Linked DNA regions of Homo sapiens: region 1 is linked to region 2. The links are chromatin loops, found by intact Hi-C in ENCODE. Cell type or tissue: A673. All regions are shown on one strand. Each heading gives the region's core, and the rest is flanking DNA. Links, peaks and the distances in the headings are about the cores only.

What was found. Hi-C counts contacts between places; a loop is a spot of excess contacts. Peaks named below come from ENCODE experiments on the same cell type or tissue, not always from the same donor. Only the 100,000 strongest peaks of a DNase experiment are listed, where the experiment ranks them.
Region 1: a loop joins it to region 2, with 8 times the contacts of the local background. A loop is called at or near these places in 1 of 110 quality-filtered maps.

The regions. Positions count from the first base shown.
Region 1 is chr5:7,395,771-7,398,572 of GRCh38, forward strand. ADCY2 (adenylate cyclase 2) reads left to right here and starts at 368. Exons shown (of 25, transcript NM_020546.3): 1 at 368-736. The coding sequence starts at 527. It overlaps LOC107986403 (a long non-coding RNA gene), which reads right to left and starts at 179. Exons shown (of 2, transcript XR_001742597.2): 1 at 1-179. RefSeq lists an enhancer at 1-449. In A673, for the core only: a CTCF peak has its summit at 1,562; no DNase peak of the experiment used is centred there; H3K4me3 peaks cover 748 bases; H3K27me3 peaks cover 2,184 bases.
Region 2 is chr5:7,591,370-7,594,171 of GRCh38, forward strand. All of the region lies in intron 3 of ADCY2 (adenylate cyclase 2), which reads left to right. Among named protein-coding and RNA genes, the nearest start is that of ADCY2, 200 kb to the left of the region's middle. In A673, for the core only: a CTCF peak has its summit at 1,750 (motif pointing left); no DNase peak of the experiment used is centred there.

The DNA of each region.
Region 1 (2,802 bases), core at 244-2,743, 200 kb before region 2:
GAGGGCCGTCCCTCCCACCCCACCCACGCTGCACTCGGGATAGGGCAGAGGAGGTGGACGACCTGGTGGCTGAGTGTGGGAGGCCGGCGGGCGAGGACGACCCCGGGCCGGGGCGCAGCGGGAGCCCCTCAGTTCGCCACTCCCCCCACCGTACAGCCCCCGCCGTCCCCAGCCTGCAGCCGGGCCGTCGGGTGGGGGCCGACACCGCCCCTGCACGGAGGCCGGCTGCGCGCGGGGCGGGGAGCGGCGGGCGGAGGGCCCCGTGGAACCCGCCCCCTCCCGCGCGGTGGCGGTGGCGGCGGCGGCGCCGGGAGCTGCCCCCGAGGCCGCCGCCCGGCCCCCGCCCGCGCGTCAGCGCGCCCAGCCCGGGGCGCCGAGCTCCGCCCGCGCCGGAGGCCCCTGCGCGCAGCTCCGGGTGCCGGCAGCCGGGCCGGCCGAGGCGGCGCGGGGGTGGGACGCGGGCGGCCGCGGCGAGCGGCGCTGCCCGGGCCGGGCGCGCACGGCGGGCGCCCTGTGAGCGGCCCCGATGTGGCAGGAGGCGATGCGGCGCCGCCGCTACCTGCGGGACCGCTCCGAGGAGGCGGCGGGCGGCGGAGACGGGCTGCCGCGGTCCCGGGACTGGCTCTACGAGTCCTACTACTGCATGAGCCAGCAGCACCCGCTCATCGTCTTCCTGCTGCTCATCGTCATGGGCTCCTGCCTCGCCCTGCTCGCCGTCTTCTTCGCGCTCGGGCTGGTGAGTGGCCTCCCCGCGGGTCCAGCGCCGCGCCTTCCCCGGCCCTGAGAGGAGCCCGGCCAGCCGAGCCGCGTCCCGCTCCGGGCTGCCCCTCGGCCCGCGGCAGCCCCTCGGCCCGCGGCAGCCCCTCGGCCCGCGGCTCCCTGCTTCTCCTGCTGGCCCGCGGCCCGGTGGACTCTGGCAAGGGCTGCGGGCGGGAGAAAAGTTTCCTGGGAAGGCTCTTCCCAAAATAAAGTTCCCGAGGTGTTCACCAGGTGGACGGGCAGGGCGTGTGCTTTTTGCATCTTTGCGCACCCGCTGGCAAACTCTGCGCTTTCCGCCGGGCACCGCTGCCCGCAGCGCTGGAATAGGTCTTCCCCGACTCAGCCCTGGGCTTCCTGGGCGAGTCGCTGTCTCCTGCCCGGTTCCACTGGCATGGCCCCACAGTTGGCATTTTAGTTGGGATTGGGCGTTATTCAACTCTGCAGAAAGCCTGCCTTGGGAAAGTGGTTAATGACAAGGAAAATGAAGAAGAAAAATTAAGTATACATCTTTGCCTTTAAATCTGTATGCATTTAGCTCTTTAGCCCGATAGACGGAAAGTGATGTGGTGTTGACTTGTGAATCAATCTTTCATCTCAGAGACTACAGTTAAGAAGCGTTTGGGACGGACGATTGCTTTCCCGTTTCTAAAGAAGTAACGTGTTTAGGGTTTTGGACAGGTTATTAAAGTGGATTTCATCACGAGGAGTATAATGCAGCTCAACAGCTGATGTCAGTTTTGCCAGTTTATATTTTTCAAGCAGAAATCCTTGGCTCGCTCCCTTGAAAAGTGAGGGGAAGTCTGTAGATGGCGATAACTTCCTGTTACTGATCTCTGAGTGTGTGGTTCAAACTTTTGCACTGCCTGTGACATGCATGTGCAGATTTTGTGCGAGGCATTGATTATCCACCAGTGAGTTTTTTTTTTTTTTTTTTTTTTTTTTTTAGTCAGTGGTTGATCTGTGAATGTGTCCACTGGGTGATGTATTTTGAGCTTAGAATATAAATATGTGCCTATATTTATATGTGTCCACCACCAAAGAAGTGGATTTTGCTTATATTTCACCATGCATAAAATAGCTGTCCTTGGTATTTGGCAATTTGTTTAGGATGTCCGGAGCCAGATGGTGTTCAAATGTTATGCATGGGAAGAATTGTTACCATCATGTTTTTAAAAAATAAAAAAATTCCCCCACACCACTCAATGGTAGCTGTCTACTGATTGAGTTCAATGAGGTAAGAATAGAAATAGAATGTAGGAGGCCATGAAGTCACAGATCACACACTGGCTCTTGTACTATCAAACCTAGAGCAGAGAGTAACTTTTGATCCCTGTAGTCTAGATAGGAGTCCGGAGAAACCCTCACTCTCTCCACATGTAACCAGCCTTCTATGCTCTCTGGAATGGCATTTTTATCTCTCTTTACTACTTTTAGGAACAAAAAGGACTTGGGGAGAGACTTCTGCTCAGTCTCATGGGCAAGCAGGATCTCTAAAGTCATCTACTTATTATTTTTTACTTGCCAGGAAGAAAAGAAACATCAGAGTTTTCCTTTGGAAATCTGTTCTGCTGGGGCATTTCAGCTTGTGATTCTCTTGAACCTGTAATTCAAACCTGCTCTGGCTTGTTCTCTTCTAAATGGAAAGGAGCAGGTGATGACCTATTTATAGCAGCATTAATATATTTAAAGACAAGTGTGAAATTCATGCTTCCTCTGCACACACCACTTTGTTTTCTGTGATGGAGAATTCTAATTTCTTAAACCTCATTGATAGAGATTCTTGAATGGGTCACTCAGAGATTTAGCATTATTGGGCTTAAAGCACCCTTCTTTGAATTGTCTTTGTTCTTTGTATTTGTGTGTCTATATTCAATTCCTTTATGTTCCATTTTGCTTGGTGCATATGTGTTAGTGGTACCCTTTTCAAAGCGTTTTCCACGCATCTTTACTTTTCCTTGATAAATCAATCATTTTAATGCTCCTCTTGCCTTCAGCTAAATCATTTTAAGCACAAAGTGGGCATTTCCCACAGCATGGCTGTCA
Region 2 (2,802 bases), core at 278-2,777:
CATTTATGATTCTGCACATGAACAGGACAGGTGATGTGAACATACAGTCGGGAAACTTAAGTTGGCACCTCCCATCCATGGGCTACTTACCATGAATGAGTCTTCTGAGGCCTTTTATTTTAATTTGATCATTTTCAAACTAGGTCTAATATTTAATGTCTCTTATCTGTCTACCTCAAAGTACTAAAAATACTCATTTTGATCATGTCGATGGTTATACAGCAACTGTATAAGTCTCCATCCTTCCTATAATACTCTCTCTAGGGCTAGAGAGTTAGAGGGAAGAAGTGGGGCACCACATCTCAGCCATGAGCCCTCAAACCAGGAGAGCCAGATGTTCCAGCTCTGGGCAAAAACCCAGGAAGGCAATCCACGCATAGAATCAAACACACCTAGGTTAGAAGTCATTGGATATTATGCCTCTGAGTTTTTGCCAAGGACTAGTAAAAATGGTGTTTCATTTTAATTTATTTGCATTTTCCTGGCTGCTGGTGAGACTGGGTTTCTGTTTACACATTTACTGGCCATTTGGATTTCCTTGTCTTTGAAGTAAATTTTTCAATCTTCTTATCCATAGCATTGTTTTCCTTTTCAATTTGTAGAAGTTACATATTTAATAGGAATGTTTAACTTTTACTTTTAATATGTGTCACAAGTATATTTATCCAAGCTTGCCATTTTTCTTTTGCCTTTGTTTACAGTGGCATTCACTACTCAATTTAAACATGCGGTATGCACATATGGCTCTTTCTTCTTATTGCCTTTAGGTTTCAGTCTTGTTTAGAAAAGTATCTCCCATTGCCAATATTACAAAGAGGGTCGCCTAAATAGTTATTAGTGTATTTTTGCTTTTTAATTCAAATATAATTCATCTGGAATTCATTTTTAAATATTATGAAAACAGACTCTAGAAATGTTTTCTTTCAGATGGAAGCTGATATCGTTGGATGAATAAAAAAAGATTCTATAGTAAAAAAACTTTGTTATTAATAATGATGGGTGAACTAAATGAGGAATAGATTAAAATAGAATGTTTCAGCACCTATAGGCAAATAAAATATAATTCGATTGAAAGAAAATAAAATCTGGAGACATGGCAATGGAGACTCCCAGTGGGAAGACGTAATGCCCAGCAGTGCCCATTCTTTCCTACCTATTGTACTAGGGGAACTGGAAAAAAAAATGGTAAAATTTACAAAAAATAAAAAGTCTTGAGAATATATAAGAAAACTATAAGATAAGTAAAATAGTAAGGAAGACCTTCCTTCCGTGTAATGATAACATACTGTGAAATCAAGGTTGGTATTGATGCCAAAACAATCATCAGTTAACTGTTACCCTGTCAATAAACATAAACAGAGGAAAATTCTGAAGGAGAGAAGTTTTGGAATAAATTAAATTTGAACAAAAACTGGGCTTCATCTTGTACCAGGCAATGAAGAAAACCCTCCTTTAACTGTGTAGAACATGAAGCACCCCCCAGCCCACTACAGCACCTCTATTAAATAGTAATGAAGGATGACTTATTTCCTTCAGAAGACAAAACTTAAGGAAAAAGAGAATTCCTCCTGGGATTGTGCGATTTACCATGTTGTATGTGATAGAATGCATAGCTTGAGGTTTTATGTTACTCACGTTTTATAGGTAGATATTTTTGGCACCAAACCTTGTATATCTGAGAGATAAAATGCACATAGGTTTGGGGACCAATAGCAGGAGGGAGAGCTGTGGAAGCAGCTGCCCAGCGCCCTCTGGGGGATGAGCGCAAATCGAGGAAAACCTTGAAGGAGTGAAGTTTTAGAATGAAGTAAATTTGAACAAAAATTCTGGGCTTCATCTGGGACTAGGCAATGGAGAAAATCCTACTTTAATTATATAGAGCACCAAAGACACCCACACACAACCCACGCACAAAAGTACCTCTATATTATTTCAGTGTAAAGTGTGAAACTAGCTCATGAACAGGACATGTGACAAGAAAGTGAACTTGTCTTGCAGGAGTTTTAATTAAAGAGGTTGTTGGCTTGATCCTGGCCAAGGCCGTTCGCATGCAAACAGAAAAGGCGTGGAGTCTGGGATCTTCCTCTGCCAACCCCATGAGCGTATTCATTTCTCTCCTCCTGTAATGTCACACAGGACTTTGTTACCAACAGGGATGGAGCGTAGGAGAAAGAAGGAAAGGATAGGATGAGAAAAAAAAAATAGCCAAAATCTGCTAAAACTCACTCAAAAAGAAGAGACTGGGACTGTCCTTGTTATGGAATACTGACCCAAACAGATACATATCCATTCAAAAATATCCATTCAACATAGATTAGCTAAATGCCCCCAGGTCCTTTTTCAAGATGTTGGGGAAAGCTATACATACAAATGATAAAAACTCTGTTCTCATGACACATTCTAATTGGGGGAAGATGAGACAATAGACAAACGTGAAAAAAAAAATAACATGACAGAGTGTCACACTTCTGTAAGAAGAAAAGTAAAGCAGGAAACGCTATACAGAGCTGGAGAGAGGAGATGTAAAAGTGTCATTTGAGCTGAGAACTGAAGGATGCAGATACTTGGGTTAAGAGAACTCTAGGTACAAAGTGCAAGAAAACCAGTGTACAGTACAAGAAAAAGCAAGCCAGCCCTGAGATTGGAGAGGTGGACGTGGGTGGACCACAAATAGCTTGGGAAGTGTGTTAAAGGCGCTGACTTTTGCTCTGGGTTGATTTGAGAAGAATTATGAGTAAAAGAATGACATGGTCTGACTTTCATCCAATCTGGCACTGGTTACAGTGCCGAGATGAGACAGGT